Regions from separate parts of the Homo sapiens genome. Here region 1 is linked to region 2. A link is a contact called in ENCODE Hi-C or POLR2A ChIA-PET data. All regions are on one chromosome and are shown on one strand. The core of a region is the stretch at or near the end of the contact, and the rest is flanking DNA. Distances in the headings are between cores, read along the strand shown. Region 1 has its middle 52 kb from the start of C9orf50. Region 2 overlaps IER5L-AS1 (IER5L antisense RNA 1).

Region 1 (3,214 bases), core at 183-2,682, 310 kb before region 2:
TTTCTGCTGAGTCACTACTCTCAACCCAGACGTGGGGTTGGGCGTGCCAGGAATTTGGAGGGAAGAAAGATTGACAGAACCTCAGCACCTCAACACCAGCTCCATTTTTAAGATGAAGAAACCGAGGCGGGGGAGGAGGTCTGCTCAGTCCTGGAACACCCCACTTCCCCAGCAGCCTTAGGCCGCCACCCCTGCCCGGCTTACCCACCTCCATCGGGGAGCCTCTGTCATTCTGGTAGCTGGGGGGTGGGGGACTGGGGAACAGAACACATTCCCCAGGGCCCTTTGAGTCATGCTGAGTCCTGTAGAAGTCCCAGCACCACCCATGGTGCTCCCAGGAAGCTTTAGCTGGCCTCTGGGAAGCAAATTGGGGCTCCTGACCCCTCTAAACAGAGAATGGCACCCCCGCTCCATGAGTCTCTTTCCTCCTTTCCTCTCTGGCCCCTCTTGCCCTTCTCTGTGCCTGGTGGCAGGATTTAGGAGCCCATCTCTGTCCCCCATAAGTACTGTGGCTGGGCGAGCCCCTGCCCTTCCCTGGGCCTCACTGGCCCAGCTGGGACCAGGCCAGCAAACCCAAGTCTCTCTTGACCTGACCCCCCAGGACACTGTGTCCATTGGAGCTCTGACTGTACCCCCTTTGCCCTGGTGCCCTCCAGTCCCCACCCCTCTCTCTCTCTCTGGCCCTCTTATGGACTCTTCCAGAGGGAGACTGTCCCACCCCACCTCCTGGCTTCTCCTTCCTCTTGGTCTCTCTCCTCCTGGCCATCCTCATTGGAAAATGCCAAGTCTGCAGGTTTCCCATGACCTTGAACAACCGGCAGTTTGGGAGTGAGCAGCTCTGAGCTTTGCAAGGAGGGCCTAGGGTGAGGCCCACCATGGGTCCTGGGGGCTGCATTGCCTTTGCACCCCACACCCTGTCCTGCTGACCTTGCTTCATTTTTCTCCATGGCAAGTGGCATCTTCTCACTGCTTACTTGGGTATTGTACGTCCATGGCCTCAGTAGAATGTTCCTTCCACAACGGTAGGGGTTTTGTCAGCTGTGGTCACTGCTTGGTCCTCACCCGGAAGGCCTATAACAGTGCCTGGCCCACAGGGGGCCTCCATGAGTGCTGAGGAAGGAGGATTTCCTCCAAGCCACCTGTGGGGAGCACTTCCTTGTGGGCATCACTGCCTCTGATGCACCATCTGCCTGCCCAGGATATGCCAGGCCCCTTTCAGAAGATGGGGAAACTGAGGCTCAGAGAGGAAGAGACGAAGGGAAGGAACGGATGCAACCTCACACAGTGGTCCCTGGTGGGAGTCCAGAGGAACGGATGCAACCTCACACAGTGGTCCCTGGTGGGAGTCCAGAGTCGAACCCACGCATTCAGGCCGTGGCGCTTGACTTAGCCCTTCCTCCCACCAGCCAGCCAGTCCGCCAACAGCTGAGAGGGGCTGGGACAGCCCCGCCCGCACCCCACGTCCCTGACGCCTTCGGCCACGCCCCTGTGGTAGAGTGAAGAAACTGAGGCACCCCGCCTCCTCGGATTCCTTGCAAGCCTCCTTCCCACACCCGCGCCCGCGCCCCCGCCCCCTCCTCGGGCCCTGCCCTCCCTCCCTGGCCTGGCCCCGGCCCCGGCCCCGGCCCCGGCCCCGCGTAGCCCCCGGCCCTTGGCAGAGCTCAGCCCGCGCCCACCCGGAGCCGGGGAGGGAGAGAAAAATGAGTTTTCCTGCCGCCCGGTGGCGGTGTCAATTGATCGCGCGCGGGCGGGGCTGCGCGCCGGGCTGGGGGCCTTGCTCGCAGCTGCCGGCGCGCAATTATCGGGAAAAAACTGGGGCGGCTGCCGCGGTGAAATTAGTTATCGATCCCTCGGTGGGGCCGCGGGGCCGCGCTTGGCGCTGAGGGCTGCAGACCCGGCCAAGCCCGCTGGGCGGGGCGGGGGCCTGGGGGGCGGCGGGGGCGGGCCCTCCCCCTGCTCCGGCCTCTCCCTCCTCCCCCTCCTCCTCCCTCCTCCTCCCGCCCGCGCTCCCCTCTCCCATTCATCCTGCCGCCGTATCGACCCGCGGCCGACCCCGCGCGGCCAGGCGCCCCCGCCCGCTGCCCTCTCCTTTCCCAGCCCGGCCTCCCCCGCGGGGGCTGTCACCGAGCGCCTGGCACGGCCGGGCCATGCCCCGGGGAAGGAGGGACCAGGGCCGGGGGCGGGAGCCAGCCCTTGTGCTCGCAGCCCTGGGTTCGGAGCCCAGCTGCCCGGGAAGGTTTCCAGATCTCCCTGAGCCTCAGTTTCCCCATCTGTAAACTGGGTGGTGGTGGCTTCGTCCCCCGCTTTGAGAGGACAGCAGGAGAGGCGTCCTGAGAAGTGAGTTCGCCTGGAAGCTGCCGGGCTGTAGTTTGCGTTGATACCACCGATCTTCCCGGTCACTCTAGGAGACGGGCCATATCCCCGTTTTACAAATGAGGAAACTAACTCAGCGAGGGGAGACGCCGTGTCCAGGGACACACAGTAAGCAGGTGGCCCAGGAGGACCCCAGAACCCGGCTGGAGGTGGCGGTGGGGGGCGAGGGGTGCCTGCGGAAGGAGAGGAACAGGAGCAGCGGGAGGTCAGCGCTGGCACCTGCAGCCCTGTCAGCCTGCGGGGGTGCGGAAGTTTGGGAGGTCTTAGCAGAGTGGTGCTGACAGATCGTAGAGCGTGGGTGGAGGTCAGGGCTCCCCAGCCCTCGCTGAGCCATTGGCTCGGCAGCCTCCTGGTTGGAGAGGAAGAGTGGGGAGGGACAGAGGAAGGAGAGGGAAGCAAAGAGGAGAAGGGGAGTGTCTTTGCCCAGAGCCAGCCTGCCACCCTCTCCTTTCCCAGCACTAGGCTGCATTTGGAAGGGAGGCGCCAGGCTGGAGAGCAGGGGATGTGAGTTCCAATCCTGAGGCTCCACTAGGTGGTGTGACCTTGAGCAAGGCCCTGCCCCTCCCCAGGCCTCCTACAAAGATGGTATTTGGTCCTATGTCCCTCAAGGCTCCTTCGGGCTCCCCTCTGCCTGCCAGCCACAGCCTCATGCATCTCAGAGTCTCAGAACATTTTTTTTTTTTTTTTTTTTTTGAGAAAGAGTCACTCTGTCACCCAGGCTGAAGTGCAGTGGCATGATCTCAGCTCACTGCAACCTCCACCTCCCGGGTTCAAGGGATTTTCCCGCCTCAGCCTCCTGAGTAGCTGAGATTACAGGTGTGCACCACCATGCCTGGCTAAT
Region 2 (3,018 bases), core at 424-2,923:
AGAACCAGAAGTGATTTACTATTAAGGGAGCACAGGGGTGTGAGGCGGAGGGTGGGAGGGGTCATGGATCCGGAGGAACCAATGGGGTAGGGCAGGTTGAGGGCCTGTGTGTGCCCAAGGAGAGTTAGGATGCTCCCTTGCAGATGACAGTGCCATGGAAGTAGCGACATCTGCATCTTTGTCTTGGAGTGGGGGCCCAGGGGACTGTGGACAGAGGGAGGTTAGAGAGATGACAACAGTGGATAGGTGCTACTGAAGGCATCTTGGGAAAATAGCGGGTAACCAGAAAGGGAGTGGTGCAGGAATGGCGAGGCGGAGGTGGACTGCAGAGATTCCAGAGGTAAAACTGTCAGGATGGCGTGGTCGGCAGAACAATGCCTCCAAAATGTCTGCATCCCAATCCCCGGAACATATGGATCTCCTTCTTATATTTCATGACAGGGGAGAATTAAGGTTGCAGGTGGAATTGAGGTTGCTAATCAGCTGATTTTGCGATGGGGAGATTATTCTGGATTATCTGGGAGGACCAATGTAATCACAAGGTTCTTAAATGTGGAAGAGGGAGGCAGGAGAGTCAGCGTCACAGCGATGCTAGGGAGGAAAGACTCGGAGCTATTGCTGGCTTTGAAGACGGAAGGGGGCCAATGTGGGCGGCCTCTATACTTGGAAAAGGCAAGGAAACCGATTCTCCCTCAAGAGCCTCCAGCAGGAACACTGTCCTGCAGACACCTTGAATTTAGCCCTCTGAGACCATGTCAGATTTCTGACCTATAGAACTGTAAGAGAGTAGATGTGTGTTGTTTTAAGCCACTCAATTTGTAGTGAGTTGTTACAGTAGCAATAGAAAACTGATACAACTGGCGATGGGGATGGGGCTGGGAGAAGGGGCATCAAGGACATCTGGCTTGGGGACTGGAAGGACGGCTATGCCACCAAGCTCGAGAGGCTGCAGGAGGATAAACGCGTGGGATGGGAGTCCACACCTCCTCTGGCTGCCGCACCTGAGGGAGCAGCCCAGCCCAGCAGTGGGCACGGAGCCCAAGGATGGGGGTGCATTCGTCATCACAATCAGGGGTGCAGTCGCTGCTGTAGGATGGATAGGCGAATGGATGCAGGCGAGGTCCCCTACGATGCCTTGGGTCTCATGATTCGAATATCAAAACAACCACACTTATTAAGCTTTCGGTTCTAGAACAAGACAGAGAAACAGAATTTAAACCTCAAGGTCTGAGGTCAATGTGGGGTTAGAAACTCAGGGCCGGGAGGCATAAGCAGAAACCCTGCGGGTTCTCAGATGCCCGCGTACCCGATTCTTCCTGGAGGAAGGGGAGCAGGTGAAATTGACTGGGTTCCTCTCCCACCTCTCTTTCCGTAGCAATTCCTTTTTTCCCTTTCCTTCAAAATAAAAAGGAAGAGGGGGTGCCCTGCTCGCAGGAGAAGCGCGGGGCCCATCCCCGCCCGGGCCACGCGGACCCCTCCGCCCGGCTTCGTTCCCCGCCTCCCCCGGTCCTTTGTCTCGCTCCCGCGCTGCCGCGCACATGGTCCCCTGTCAAATTCTGGGCGGCTCCCGGGGACACGTGTCTGGGAGCCCGCAGCTCCGCCGGCCCGCGTAACCATGGAAACCGCGGCCAATGGGAGGCCGTGTTGCCCGTGGGGGCGGAGCCGAGCGCGCCCGGAGCAGGAGGGGCCGGGAGGGCGTGGGTGGGGCGGGGCCGATACGACAGCAAGCTCGGGGCGGGGCCCGGGTGACCCCGACCCCGGGCGGTCCGCAGTGCGGAGGATGCTCACCGGGCTGACGTCTTACCGCGTATTTTTGACATCTTGACAGCGTTTCCTCGGCACTCCTGGGATTTTCTTTGCCTATGAAGTGCTGAGTGTGATCCCACCAGCAACGCTTACTAGCGATATGCGTTGTGCAAGTGACTGAGCCTTGCTTTGCCTCATCTGATAAATGGGGGAGTTGTCAGGGTCCCGCAAGATATGCGATTAGCCCAGGACTCGCACCCAGAGGTGACCAGTAACAGCAGTGACCCTTACGACAAACGGCCTTTTTCCTGCTCCTATGGAAAGAAGGACCTCATTCGTAAGTGAAGGATCCACCCTCTCAGAGGCTCATTTGCCCAAGCCTGATCCCAGTACCTGCCTCAACGTGCCTGTCGACAAACTGGGAAGATGGTACTGCAGTCCCTCAGGGTCTCATGCAGCATCCAGGCTGCTGAGTTCCCGGAGGTAGACACAGATGAGCATTTCTGGGTGCAGGGGCAGAAAGAAAGTTACAGTGCCAAGAGCTGGGGGCAGGACAGGGTTTGCCTCCCAGCCGGGTCACCCTCACGGGCGTTTTTGCCTCTCTGGGAAAAAGCATCTTGTGAAGCAGTGGAGATGATACCTGCCGACTTCCCACTCCACGTGGAGGAGAATCTGAAATGAGAAAATGGATTCTCAAAAACCTCTGTTTCTAAGTAAGCCTGAGAGAGTTCAATGGAGGCAGAAACAGATGGCTGCACCGAGGGACCGCGTCCCTCTTACCTGGCTTCCCCAGGGCCCAGAGCAGGGCCTGAGACCAACAAATACCCCCTAGCCAGGAGTTTCAATGAGCTGAAATCTGTTTCACTTTTAGGAAGAAGTGGGAAATGCACTCCTTCATTCATTCACTCATTCATTCATTCATTCAACAGTTTTCTGTAAGTCTGCTGTGTGCCAGGCACTGTGCTAGATACCCAGGCTACAACTGTGAACAAAACATTCCTGTCCTGAAAGAGGTCACCGTCTGGCTGGGGAGACAGACGTTAAAGAAATAAACAGGCAAACAAACACGCAGCCACAAATATCCATAAATGCCCTGAAAGGAAAACTCATGAGCCATGAGCACGTAGGAAATAAAAAGGAGCTGGGGGAGGGGCAGGCAGGGCAGGCCTCCCTGAGGAGGTGACCTTTAAGAGGGACCTGAGGACTGAGCCAGAGTTAGCCTGGTGAGGAGTGGAGGAAAAGAATTTCAGGCAAAGGGAACAGCGTGTGGGT

The links. A loop is a pair of places that touch in the nucleus more often than their neighbours do. ChIA-PET counts read pairs that join two places held with the same protein, here RNA polymerase II (POLR2A). Pooled maps may share reads with other maps.
Region 1: a loop to region 2 is called in a pooled map, with 2.1 times the contacts of the local background. The contact joins two enhancer-like sites. A Hi-C loop is called at or near these places in 1 of 50 pooled maps. POLR2A ChIA-PET finds 5 or more read pairs at or near these places in 2 of 52 experiments (PC-9 and naive thymus-derived CD8-positive, alpha-beta T cell).

The regions. Positions count from the first base shown.
Region 1 is chr9:129,567,633-129,570,846 of GRCh38, reverse strand. No RefSeq gene overlaps it. Among named protein-coding and RNA genes, the nearest start is that of C9orf50, 52 kb to the left of the region's middle. RefSeq lists enhancers at 1-157, 1-169, 170-1,033. Within about 2 kb of position 1,432, at least 29 of the 41 ENCODE cell types and tissues checked have a DNase peak (open chromatin) inside an H3K27ac peak, as active enhancers do.
Region 2 is chr9:129,257,171-129,260,188 of GRCh38, reverse strand. IER5L-AS1 (IER5L antisense RNA 1) reads right to left here. Exons shown (of 7, transcript NR_187590.1): 4 at 2,387-2,418; 5 at 1,805-1,860; 6 at 1,307-1,395; 7 at 1-1,188. Among named protein-coding and RNA genes, the nearest start is that of IER5L-AS1, 22 kb to the right of the region's middle. RefSeq lists an enhancer at 1,044-1,582 and a silencer at 1,716-1,765. Within about 2 kb of position 1,673, at least 4 of the 41 ENCODE cell types and tissues checked have a DNase peak (open chromatin) inside an H3K27ac peak, as active enhancers do.